2 separate regions of the Homo sapiens genome follow, and region 1 is linked to region 2. The links are chromatin contacts, found by Hi-C or POLR2A ChIA-PET in ENCODE. All regions are on one chromosome and are shown on one strand. The core of a region is the stretch at or near the end of the contact, and the rest is flanking DNA. Distances in the headings are between cores, read along the strand shown. Region 1 overlaps TOM1L2 (target of myb1 like 2 membrane trafficking protein). Region 2 has its middle 39 kb from the start of PEMT.

Evidence for each region. Hi-C counts contacts between places; a loop is a spot of excess contacts on that map. ChIA-PET counts read pairs that join two places held with the same protein, here RNA polymerase II (POLR2A). Pooled maps may share reads with other maps.
Region 1: a loop to region 2 is called in a pooled map, with 2.4 times the contacts of the local background. The contact joins two enhancer-like sites. A Hi-C loop is called at or near these places in 5 of 50 pooled maps. POLR2A ChIA-PET finds 5 or more read pairs at or near these places in 2 of 52 experiments (WTC11 and naive thymus-derived CD8-positive, alpha-beta T cell).

Annotation. Positions count from the first base shown.
Region 1 is chr17:17,915,597-17,922,165 of GRCh38, forward strand. The region is part of intron 1 of TOM1L2 (target of myb1 like 2 membrane trafficking protein); the gene reads right to left. Among named protein-coding and RNA genes, the nearest start is that of TOM1L2, 54 kb to the right of the region's middle. RefSeq lists enhancers at 4,745-5,278, 5,279-5,812, 6,347-6,569 and a silencer at 5,959-6,253. Within about 2 kb of position 3,740, at least 10 of the 41 ENCODE cell types and tissues checked have a DNase peak (open chromatin) inside an H3K27ac peak, as active enhancers do.
Region 2 is chr17:17,627,100-17,633,852 of GRCh38, forward strand. No RefSeq gene overlaps it. Among named protein-coding and RNA genes, the nearest start is that of PEMT, 39 kb to the left of the region's middle. RefSeq lists enhancers at 1-431, 1,525-1,684. Within about 2 kb of position 1,617, at least 5 of the 41 ENCODE cell types and tissues checked have a DNase peak (open chromatin) inside an H3K27ac peak, as active enhancers do.

The DNA.
Region 1 (6,569 bases), core at 2,490-4,989, 290 kb after region 2:
CCTTGAAATCCTGGTCTCAAGCAATCCTCCCACCTCAGCCTCCCAAGTAGCTGGGACTTCAGGGATGCACCACCACAACTAGATAATTTTCTTTAAAAAAATTTATGTAGAGATGGGGTCTTGCTATGTTACCCAGGCTGATCTTGAACGCCTGGCCTCAAGTGATCCTCTTGCCTTGGCCCCCCAAAGTACTAGGATCACAGGCATGAGCCACAATGCTTGGCTCCATTTTTAAACTGAGTAGGTTTTTTTTTTTTTTTTTGGTTGTTAAGCTGTAAGAGTTCTTTATATATTCTGAATATTAATCCCGCCTATTTTATGGTTGTCTTTTCACTCTCTTGATTGTATCTTTTAATGCACAAAAGTTTTAAATTTTGATTGTCCCATTTATCTATTTTTTCTTTTGTTGCCTGTGGTTTTGGTACCATATCTCAGAAATCTTTGCTAAATCCAATGTCATGATTTCCCCTTTTTAAGATTTTTTTTTTTTTTTTTGAGATGGAGTCTTGCGCTGTCACCCAGGCTGGAGTGCAGTGGCGCGATCTCAGCTCACTGCAAGCTCTACCTCCTGGGTTCACGCCCTTCTCCTGCCTCAGCCTCCTGAGTAGCTGAGACTACAGGCGCCCACCACTATGCCAGGCTAATTTTTTGTATTTTTAGTAGAGACGGGGTTTCACTGTGTTAGCCAGGATGGTCTCGATCTCCTGACCTCGTGATCTGCCTGCCTTGGCCTCCCAAAGTGCTGGGATTACAGGCATGAATCACCGCGCCCGGCCTATTTTAAGATTTTTATAGTTTTCCCTTCGCTCTTATGTTTAGGTCTTTGGTCTGTTTGGGGTTCATTTTTGCATATGGTATAAGATAATGGTCCGACTTCACTCTTTTGCATGTGGATATTCAGTTTTCCCAGCACCATTTGTTGAAAAGACTGTCCTTTCCCCTCTAAATACTTTTGGCACCCTTGCTGAAAATCAATTGACCATATACGGGAGAGTTTATTTCTGAGTTCTCTACTTTATTCCATTGGTCCATGTGTCTTTCCTTATTCCAATACCATGATGTTGTGATTATTATAGTTTTGAAGTAAGTTTTGAAATCAGGAAGTGTGAGTCCTCCAACTTTGTTCTTTTTAAAGGTTGTTTAGGGCCAGGCGCAGTGGCTCACGCCTGTAATCCCGATACTTTGGGAGGCCGAGGTGAGTGGATCTCATGAGGTTAGGAGTTTGACACCAGTCTGGTCAACACAGTGAAACCCTGTCTCTACTAAAAATACAAAAATTAGCCAGGCACAGTGGCTCACACCTGTAATCCCAGCATTTTGGGAGGCCGAGGCAGGTGGATCACGAGGTCAAGAGATTGAGACCATCCTGGCCAACCAACATGGTGAAACCCCATCTCTACTAAAAATACATAAATTAGCTGGGCGCAGGGGCACACACCTATAGTCCCAGCTACTCCGGAGGCTGAGGCAGGAGAGTCACTTGAACTCAGCAGGCAGAGGTTGCAATGAGCCGAGATCACGCCACTGCACTCCAGCCTGGGAGACAGAGTGAAACTCCATCTAAAAAAATTAAAAAATTTAAAAAATTAGCTGGGCGTGGTGGCGCACACCTGTTGTCCCAGGTGCTTGGGAGGCTGAGCCAGGAGAATCACTCGAACCTGGGAGGCAGAGGTTGCAAAATGAGCCAAAATCACATCACTGCACTCCAGCCTGGGCGACAGAGCAAGACCCCATCTCAAAAAAATAAATAAAAATAAATAAAAATTAAAGGTTGTTTGGCTATTTGGGGTCCCTTGAGATTTCATGTGAATTTTAGGATGGATTTTTCTATTTCTGAAAAAAATACCATTGGTCTTTTTTTTTTTTTTTTTTTTTTTTTTTTTTCAGAGACAGGGTCTTGCTATGTTGCCCAGTCTGGACTCAAACTCCTGGGCTCAAGCAATCCTCCCATCTTAGCCTTCCAAGTAGCTGGGAATACATGTGCATGCCACCATGCCTGGCTTCATTGCAATTTTAACTGGGATTTCATTACATCTGTAGATCACTTTGGGTAGTGTTGTCATCTTAAAAATATTAGCTTCCCAGGCCAGCTCATGCCTGTAAATCCCATCACTTTGGGAGGCCAAGGTGGGAAGACTGCTTGAGCTCAGGAGTTTAAGAACAGCCTGGGCAACATAAGGAGACCCCATCCCTACAAAAAATTTAAAAATTAGCCAGGAGTGGTGGCTTACACCTGTCATTTCATCTACTCAGGAGGCTAAGGTGGGAGGATGACTTGAGCCCGGGAGGTCAAGGCTGCACTGAGCCGTAATTGAGCCACTGCACTCCAACCTGGGCAACACAATGAGGCTGCCTTAAAAAAAAACTGTCTTCCCATCTATGAACACAGGATGTTTTTCCATATATTTATGTCTTCTTTCTTCTTTAATTTCTTTCAGCAACGTTTTATAGTTTTCGGTGCACAATTTTTTGCTGCCTTGGTTAATTCCTAGGTATTTTATTTTTTTAGAGGCTAGTGTAAATGGAATTGTTTTCTTTTCTTTTCAGATTGTTCATTGTTAATGTATATTAACAGAAACACAACTGATTTTTGAATGTTGATTTTGTATCCTGCAGCTTTGGTAAATTTATGTTATTCGCTCTAGCAGTTTTTCTTTTTTTTTTTGTTTTGTGGTATCTTCAAGGTTTTCTACATGTAAAGTCATGTCATCAGGGAACAGAGATAATTTTACTCCTTCCTTTCCCATTGAGATGCCTTTTATTTCTTTTTCTTCCCTAACTGCTCTGGCTACAATTTCCAATACCATGTTGAATAGAAGTGGTGAAAGGCAGCATCGTTGCGCCTATATATATTTTTACAAAACACAGTCATACACCATGAGAGCAAACAAAGCTGAAGAGAAGACCCATTTGAGTCCTTATTCCATAAAAAATTGCAAGAGGGTGAAAACAGGAACCATAACAGGATCTGCAGGTCTTTGCAAGCCCTGAGAAAGTCACCTCAGACTTCTGTCTGGAAAGCCTTCTCTCCAGCCTATCTGCCCATATCTAGCTCCCATCCAACGTCCTCTCCAGAACCTTCTTTGCTGCCGCCCACAAGAGAGGCCCTCTGATGGGCTCCAGCACCTGATAGTACAGTTCACACAAGGACTGAGCCTTCAAGACCATTCTAATGTTCTGAGAACTTTTTCAAATCTTACCGGCTTAATGAGCCGTTAAGTATCTTCTTGGCCCCCAACCCCAACCTAAACTGGAAGCTGCTTGGAGGCAGGACATCTTCATGTCAAGAAGGCCTGGCTTTATGCTGATGAGGGCCCTTTATAAGTAAAATGATGATTATAAACCCTTCTGAGGCCCCCAGGTGACAGGCACTGGGCAGTCTGGTGAGATGAGAGCTCGGTTCCCAGCTGTCCCCGGTTCTCCCTTCAGACTTAGAAGCAGGAGAAATGTGCATTATAATGGAGTCTAGAACAGGGAGTGTGAACTCAGATTTTGGTGAGTTCTAGTTCTGCCAATTACTGTGTGACTACAGGCAATAACTTGACCTCTCCAAGCCTTTTGGACTGCTGCAAAATGCTGCAATAACAGCACTCTCTCACACAGTGGCTGTTAGAGGAGACTAAATAATACAGAAAACACCTGACAGAGCCTCTAATACAGAGGACCTTTCCTTGCTGTTACTTCTAACTTTATTACAGCTCTTCTGAAAGGAGCTCTGCCAGTGCCCTCCCCTTGCACCCCCCTCCTCTCCCATTCCCGTGTCACCACTGCCACCTACAGGTAAACAGCCATCCACAAGCTACACCCATCAGATTCAAAACCCTGGGAGCTCTAGCTTTCTGGATTTCTGGGTTACTGAGCCAGGAAGACCTCCATGCTTCCAGAAGGAAGCCCCCAAACTTGGCTTGCCCCACCTGTAGGGTAAAGGAGCAGGCACACCACAATTTCCTTAAGAATCCAAGCATTAAAACTCCAAGAGGTCTTAGAGACCATCTAGTAAAAAGATTCCCCATAAGTCCACATTTCCTGGACCCCAGGAAGTGGGGCATGGGGGAGGAGGGGCCACGGTGTTGTTGCAAGTTCCCTATGGGCAGTTTCTTGCCCTTAAAGCTACCATTGAACCACTGGTCTCAAGTCTTCAAGGAAATGGCTCTCATTCTTTTCACCAAAAAAATGGAGAAACAGAAGAGAGAATGAAAACCTGTTTATTTGGTTTGAGCCAGGTTCTTGACAGACATTACCTCATTTAACCCTACCATCCCACGCCCCAGCCGCCAGGAAGGTTCTCTCTCTCTAATAGGAAGAAAATGAAGCCTGGTGGGGTGACTAGCCCCACAGTGTGCAGAGAGGAGGTAGCAATACTGCCAACCACATGACCCAGGTCTTCCTGGTAAGCCTGGCCTTGGACCCTGATCCATCCTCAGGTAGAGGGTCACAGAGGCAAAGAAGACCCTGGCCTCCACAATAGACGGTCCAGAGTATTGGATGCAGCCCACCCTCCTGATTTTTAGGTGAAGTCTAAAGACCCTCCTGATTTTTAGGTGAAGTCTTAAGTGTAAAAGAGAGTGCTGGTGAAAGTGTCAAGTTAAATTAGATGCTGGGTCACTTTATTCTCTCGTTCTTTTTTTTTTTAATTAATACATCTTTTATTTTGGAATAATTTTATATTTACTGAAAAGTTGCAAAGATAGAACAGAGTTCTCATTTGCTCTTCTCACCGTTTCCGCTAATGTTCAATATTTTTTTTTTTTTTTTTTTTTTTGAGATGGAGTCTCGCTCTGTTGCCCAGGCTGGAGTGCAGTGGTACAATCTCAGCTCACCACAACCGCCGGCTCCCGGGTTCAAGCAATTCTCCAGCCTCAGTCTCCCAAGCAGCTGGGACTACATGTGTCTGTCACCACACCAGCTAATTTGTGTATTTTTAGTAGAGACGGGGTTTCACAATGTTGGCCAGGCTGGTCTCGAACTCCTGACCTCGTGATCCACCCGCCTTGGCCTCCCAAAGTTCTGGGATTACAGGAGTGAGCCACTGCGCCCGGCTTTTTTTCTTTTTCTTGAGACGGAGTATCACCCTGTTGCCCAGGCTGGAGTGCAGTGGTGCGATCTCGGCTCACTGAAACCTCTGCCTCCTGAGTTCAAGCAATTCTCCTGCCTCAGTCTCCTGAGTAGCTGGGATTACAGGCGCCCGCCACCATGCCCAGCTAATTTTTGTATTTTTAGTAGAGACGGGGGTTTCACCATGTTGGCCAGGCTGGTCTCAAACTCCTGACCTCAGGTGATCCACCCGCCTCAGCCTTCAAAGTGCTGGGATTACAGGTGTGAGCCACCGTTGCAGGCAGTTCACATCTTACATAACCACTGCACACAGGCCAAAACTAAAAAGTTAACATTGGTATAGTACTATTAACTGAACTCCAGATGTTATTTGGATTTCTCCAGTTTTTCCAATAATGCCCTTTTTCTGCTCATGATCCGATCCAGAATACCACACTGCATTTTGTTTTCCTCTCTTTGAAACCTTCTGTTTTCTTTAAAGACCAATAAACTCTCAAACTCCCCAACTTATTCTCCTGTCTGGAGAGCTCAGTTCTAAAGGACAGCTCTGTGTGAGCCCCAATTCCACACCCTGGCCTCATTAGGACACCACATCCTCCCACTCCCCAAACAAAGGAACCCTTCAGGCCAGCCAAACAACAGAGAAAACAGAAGCTTGTTAGCCACACAGGCCCGAGGCTGCTGACCCAAGTTCTTTTTTAACTGGAATTCCCTTGAGGAGGATCCACAGATTTAAAATGCATTTGGGGTGTGCTCTCTAGAAGCAGAGCCACTGGTATTTGATGTATGCCGTTCTTTGTACTTAATGGAATAACTTACGTGTGAGTCAGTGTGTGAGAGTAGCTGGGGGAAGAGGCCAATTTAGGGCCAGGATGGAAATTGGCCATGGGGGAGGAAAGGCCTCTGCAGGAGCCAGCCAGGCCCCAAGATGGTGCCAGGCTTTGGGGAAGAGGGGGCTGTGGCCAGCTTGTCCCAGCCTAGCAGGCTGTGCTCTAATGTCAGACAGGTGGGGGTGGCTGGGAGGATCAAAGTTTCTCTGTGACCTGGTGATCAGGTTACAGTTTCTGCTTAAAGCAGAGCAGATAAGGGAAAGTGGGGGCGGGGTGGGGGGGTGGGATTCACCTGTCCTGTCTTCCTCTCGGCCTCTTCGTGCAGTCTGCTTTGCTGCCAATTTCTTCTTCCCCAGAGCGCCTCCCAGGGGCTGTTCCCCTCGCCCTCGTGCCCACCATTCACCACCAGCACTCTCAGAGAAGAGAGGAGGTGTGCCTGAGAATTTCACAGTGTGCCACACTGTCACCAGCCTTTTTTTTGAGCTTCTCCCGATGACAGAGACACATCCCAGAGATGTGAATGCCACTCCTTGGGAAGGATTATCCAAAGACTTCCCAGCTCAATTTAAAAACTTCAACTGTGAGGCCTCTCCCTGCCAGACTGGGATGGAAAGAAGTAAGATGGAGCCCCTACACTGAAAGCACTCCCCAGGAAAGACCTGCAGCCAGCCATCCAGGACACAG
Region 2 (6,753 bases), core at 367-2,866:
TTCTCACCCCCACCCCCGTCCAGGAACAAGGGCTGGGATGCTCTCACCAGCGTCAGCTTCTCTCATGCTGAAAGCTCTGACTCTTGCACCATGCCCAGGCCAGAGCCCTCACTCAATGCACTGAATAACTGAGCACACACAGGCACACCTGGAATCCTAACCGCTTCCACGGTCCCCTAAATGCTCATCCTGAGCCAGAAAGTCTAACTGACTCTTTTGTTGTTCTTTTTTTTTTTTTTGAGACAAGGTCTCGTTCTGTCTCCTAAGCTGGAGTGCAGTGGTGCAATCATGGCTCACTGTAGCCTCCAACTCATAGGCTCAAGAGATACTCCTACCTTAGCCTCTCAAGTAGCTAGGGCTGCAGATGTGACCACCGCACCTGGCTAATTATTATAATATTATTATTGTTATTATTTTTTGAGACGGAATCTTGCTCTGTTGCCCAGGCTGGAGTGCAATGGCATGATGTCCCGGCTCACTACAACCTCCACTTCCCGGGTTCAAGTGATTCTCCTGCCTCAGCCTCCCAAGTAGCTGGGATTACAGGCACCCGCCACCACGTCTGGCTAATTTTTTTGTATTTTTAGTAGAGACAGGGTTTCGCCATGTTGGCCAGGCTGGTCTCGAACTCCTGACCTCAGGTGATCTGCCTGCTGCGGCCTCCCAAAATGCTGGGATTACAGGCATGAGCCACCATGCCTGGCCTCACCTGGCTAATTTTTTGTTTGTTTTGAGATGGAGTCTCACTCTGTCGCCCAGCCTGGAATGCAGTGGCACAATCTTGGCTCACTGCAACCTCCAACTCCCAGGTTCAAGTGATTCTTCTGCCTCAGCCTCCCAAGTAGCTGGGACTACAGACGTGCGCCACCACGCCCAGCTAATTTTTTTACTTTTAGTAGAAACAGGGTTTCACCATATTGGCCAGGCTGGTCTCGAACTCCTGACCTCGTGATCCACCCGCCTCAGCCTCCCAAAGTGCTGGGATTACAGTTGTGAGCCATCACACCTGGCCTCACCTGGCTAATTTTTAAAAAATCTTTTGTAGATATGGAGTCTCACTATGATGCCCAGGCTGGTCTTGAACTCTTAGCCTCAAGTGATCCTCCCATCTCGGCCTCCCAAAATGCTGGGATTATAAGTGTGAGTCACTGTGCCTGGCCTGTTCTTCTTTAAAAGAAAAAAATCTGGCCGGGCGCGGTGGCTCACACCTGTAATCCCAGCACTTTGGGAGGCAGAGGCAGGCGGATCATGAGGTCAGGAGTTCAAGACCAGCCTGGCCATTATGGTGAAACCCCGTCTCTACTAAAAAAAAAAAACAATACAAAAATTAGCCAGGCGTGGTAGCACGTGCCTGTAGTCCCAGCTACTCGGGAGGATCGCTGAGGCAGGAGAATCTCTTGAACCCAGGAGGCAGAGATTGCAGTGAGCCAAGATCCCGCCATTGCCCTCCAGCCTGGGCGACAGAGCAAGACTCCGTCAAAAAAAAAAAAAAGAAAAGAAAAGAAAAATCTTAAAATGCAGAAAGATGGAAAGAATAATAAACAGCCATATTTCCCTCAGCCCAAAGTAAAACTGTCCACACCTCATCATTACTGCTTCTTTCGCTTTCTCTTTTGCCCGGGGGCAGGTGGCGGCATGGTGCACGGCGGGAGGCGGGCAGTGATGCCTGTTTTCCCCATGTTCCCCATTCACAATGGCCGTTGTCGTCCATGCCAGGTGGCCCCAGACCGATGGAAGAAAGGAAGCCCCAGTGGGAGTTTTGGTTTGGATGTCTCTGGTTATCCTCTCACACACTCACCAGCCAGCTCAGGTCCCCTCTGTACCCTGCTCACTCATATATTTTGCCATTTTTCTGTTGTGTTTCCTGCTTGTTCCTTGTTGGTCTGCAGGAGTTCTTTGAATGTGCTAGGTATGAATTCTTTGTTGGTTGTTTGGTTTGTGACATTTACATAAAATAAGATTAACTGGTTTTTTTTGTTGTTTTTTTTTTTTTGAGACAGGATCTTGCTCTGTCACCCAGGCTGGAGTGCAGTGGTCGAACTCCTGGGCTCAAGCAATCCTCCAGCCTCAGCCTCCTGAGCACCTGGGTCTACAGGCGTTGCACCACCATGCCCAGCTAATTTTTTGATTTTCTGTACAGACAGGGTCTTGCTATGATGTCTCAGCTGGTCTGGAACTCCTGGGCTCAAGCGATCTACCTGCCTCAGCCTCCCAAAGTGCTGGGATTACAGGTGTCAGCCACGGTGCCCAGCCAGATTAACCATTTTAAAGTGTATAGTTTAGTGGCATTTAGTATATTCACGACGTTATGCAATCATTACCTCTACCTTCTTCCAAAACATCTTCATCATCCCAAAAAGAAACCCCATCCTTCTTAAGCAATCTCTTCACTTTGCATTCCCCTCTTCCCCAATTCCTTGGCAACCAGCAACTGGCTTTCTGTCTCTATAGACTTACCTATTCCACATATTTCACATAAATGGAGTCATACAACATAGTGACCTTTTGTGCCTGGCTTTTTTTTTTTTTTTTTTTTTTTTTGAGACAGAGTTTCACTCTTGTTGCCCGGGCTGGAGTGCAATGGCGCGATCTCGGCTCACTGCAACCTCTGCCTCCTGGGTTCAAGTGATTCTCCTGCCTCAGCCTCCAGAGTAGCTGGGATTACAGGCATGCACCACCACACCCTGCTAAATTTTTGCATTTTTAGTAGAGACGCAGTTTCACCATGTTGGCCTGGCTGGTCTTGAACTCCTGACCTCAGGTGATCCACTCCCCCTCGGCCTCCCAAAGTGCTGAGATTACAGGCGTGAGCCACCGCGCCTGACAGCCTGGTTTTTTTTTTTTTTTTTTTTTACTTAACATGTTTTTTGTAGCATGTGCCAGTACTTTATTCCTTTATATGGCTGAATAATATTCCATTATGTGGCTATACCATGCTTTATTTAGCCATTCATCTGTTGATAGGTATTTGGGCTCCGCCATCTTTTGGCGATTGTGAATAGTGCTGCTATACCATTTGTGGTTATTTGTTTGACTACTTGTTTTCTTTTTTTTTCTCTTTTTTTTAGATGGAGTCTTATTCTGTCGCCCAGGCTGGAGTGCAGTGGCACAATCTCGGCTCACTGCAACCTTCACTTCCCTGGTTCCAGCGATTCTCCTACCTCAGCCTCTCAAGTAGCTGGGGCCACAGGCGTGAGCCACCATGCCCAGGTAATTTTTGTATTTTTAGTAGAGACTGGGTTTTGCCATGTTGCCCAGGCTGGTCTCAAACTCCTGGGCTCAAGTAATCTGCCCACCTGGGCCTCCCAAAGTGCTGGGATTACAGGCATGAGCTACTATGCCCAGCCAAAACCTCTTCTCCACATTCTCATCCACACTCCTCATTTTCCGTTTTACTTTTATTGTAGCCATCCTAGTGGGCACAAAGTGGTATATTAGTGTGGCTTTGACTTACATTTCCTTTTTTTTTTTTTTGAGACAGTCTCACTGTCACCCAGGTTGGAGTGTAGTTGGTGAATCTCAGCTCACTGCAACCTCCACCTCCCAGGTTCAAGCAGTTCTCCTGCCTCAGCCTCCCGAGTAGCTGGGATTACATGCGCACACCACCATGCCTGGCAACTTTTTGTATTTTTAGTAGAGACGGGGTTTCACCATGTTGGCCAGGCTTGTCTCAAACTCCTGATCTGAGGTGATCCACCCGCCTGGGCCTCCTAAAGTGCTGGGATTACAGGTGTGAGCCACCAACCCCGGCCTTACATTTCCTTCATGACTAATGGTGGTGAGCATCTTTTCATGTACTTGTTAGTCACTTGTACGTATTACTGAAGAAATGTATATTCAAGTCCTTTGACCCTTTTTGAATTGGGTTGTTTATCGTTTTGTTGAGTTGTAAGAGTTCTTTATATATTCTGGATATCTGACCCTTATAAGACATAATTTACAGACATGTTCTCCCATTCTGTGGGTTGCCTTTTTACTCTTGATACAGGTTGAGTACCCACATTCGCAATCATGTGAGGCGGGGTCCACCTTCTGTTCCACCGTGTAAGCCATCACCAGGCTTTAGCCAAACCATCCTTCCCCCTAGGCTGTGAGCCCACCTAGATTCCCATCACCACGTAAATGAGAATGTGATGGGTGCCCCTTTTGGGGTTCCATAGGCCAGTGAGAAGCAGTGAATTCGGGGTGCTCACAGCTCCAGGGATAGATCATGATGCTCAGAGTCATGAGAAACAGCATGAGCTGCAGAATAACACTGGCCCACAGCCACGCAGCCACATGTGTGCTTGTGTAAGGCTCGACACACAGCTAAAGAACAAATATCAGCCTCATTAAGAGGCAGCCTTGGGCTGGGTACAGTGGCTCACACCTTTATCTCAGCACTTTGGGAGACCAAGACAAGTGGATCACAAGGTCACAAGTTCAAGACCAGCCTGGCCAACACAGTGAGACCCCCGTCTCTACTAAAACTACACAAATTACAACAGGGGGCGGTGGCTCACACCTGTAATCCCAGCACTTTGGGAGGCCAAAAGGCAGGCAGATCACCTGAGGTTGGGAGTTCCGGACCAGCCTGATCAACGTGGAGAAACCTCATCTCTACTAAAAATACAAAAAATTAGCTGGGTGTGGTGGCGGGCACCTGTAGTCCCAGCTACTCAGGAGTCTGACGCATGAGAATGGCATGAACCTGGGAGGTGGAGTTTGCAGTGAGCCGACGTCACGCCACTGCACTCCAGCCTGGAGGACAGAGCAAGACTCCAGCTTAAAAAAAAAAATTTTGCCAGGTGTGGTGGTGCATGCCTGTAATCTCAGCTACTGGGAAGGCTGAGGCAGGAGCATCACTTGAACTCGGGAAGCAGAGGTTGCAGTGATCTGAGATTTCACCACTACACTCCAGCCTGGGCGACACAGCAAGACTCCATCTCAGGAAAAAAGAAGGCGGCAACCTTGGCAGGGGAGGAAGAGGAGAAGAGGGCTGGAGGAAGTACATACAGGAGAACACATTACAATTAAATAAAACGAGCACTGTCTCACATGGACCTGTTGGGTCTGGAATTGGTTCCTTCCGGTGGGTTCTTGGTCTTGCTGATTTCAAGAATGAAGCCACGGACCCTCCCCATGAGTATCACAGTTCTTAAAAATGGTGTGTCCAGAGTTTGTTCTTCCAGATGTTTGGATGTGTCCAGAATTGCTGCCTGCTGCTGGGTTCGTGGTCTTGCTGACTTCAGGAGTGAAGCCGCAGACCTTCTCAGTGGGTGTTATGGCTTAAAGGTGGCACGTGCAGTGTTGTTTGTTCCTCCCCGTGCATTCATGGTCTCCCTGGCTTCAGGAGGGAAGCTGCAGACCCTTGCAGTTAAGTGTTACAGCTCTTAAAGATGGCACGTCTGGAGTTCTTTGTTCCTCCCCGTGGGTTCCTGATCTTGCTGGTTTCAGAAGTGAAGCTGCAGAGTTTTGCCACTGGAGTGTTACAGCTCTTAAAAATGGCACGTCCGGAGTTGTTCCTACCTCGCAGTGGGTTCATGGTCTTGTTGGCTTCAGGAATGAAACCACAGACCTTTGTCGTGAGTGTTACAGCTCAAAAAGGTAGTGCGGACCTAAACACTGAGCAGCAGCAAAATTCATCATCAAAAGCAAAAAAACAGAACCAGGGAGCATCTTCGTTGCTGGCTCGGGTGGCCAGCTTTTATTCCCTTATTTGGCCCCACCCACATCCTGCTGATTGGTCCATTTTACAGCACGCTGATTGGTCCATTTTACAGAGTGCTGATTGGTCCATTTTACAGAGTGCTGATTAGTGCATTTTTACAGTGTGCTGATTGGTGCATTTTTACAGAGTGCTGATTGGTGTGTTTACAAACCTTTAGCTAGACACAGAGCACTGATTGGTACATTTACAATCCTTTAGACAGGAAAGTTCTCCAAGTCCCCACCTGGTTAGCTAGACACAGAGCACTCATTGGTGTGTTTTTACAGAGTGCCGATTGGTGTGTTTACAAACCTTTAGCTAGGCACAGAGCGCTGATTGGTGCATTTACAATCCTTTAGCTAGACAGAAAAGTTCTCCAAGTCCCCACCCGACCCAGAAGCCCAGCCAGCTTCACGCCTCACTGTGATAGCAACATGCCAGGACTTAGCCCCTGCACCAACACCCAAGGAAGAAGTGAAAGGACAGCTCTTTGGCACGAGGTGCTCCAGCCAGGCCCCTTCGAGTTTCCTATGACCCGTCATCGCTTTGACCTGCCTGGGTCCCTGAAGGGCCCTAACAGAGGAGGAAGGGCTCTTCTGGCAGGGGAAGAGGCCTGTTTCTCCCCTACCCCAGTAGTCATGGGGCCAAGCTTCAAAGTGCCTGAAAGGAGCACAGTAGGGGATGTCTTTACAGCCTAGGAGGAAGCCACAGGAATGGACTATTTCACTGATGGGGTAGCCATGCCCACATGCCCCAGCAGGCCAGCCTGGACTTGTACCTTCTGCTTGCCTGGGATCTTCCCCTGCAGACCGCCCCCGGCAGTCAGTTCCACACCAGGAGCCCTCAGCCAAACGACCACCATCCCCTCTGTCCGTGCTGACCCAATGCCCAGGCACAGTCCCAGCCCCAAGATGGGCCCAGTGATGAAGTGGCTGCCCCTTCACTTCCTCAGCAATCCCCGGTAGGTCCCGAGTACAGGCCAGACCTCCCTGCGAGGGGCACGTCCCCCTCAGATCTCAACCCAGGTGCCCTGAGTTGCCCTGCGTGTTTTTAGACATCTTCTA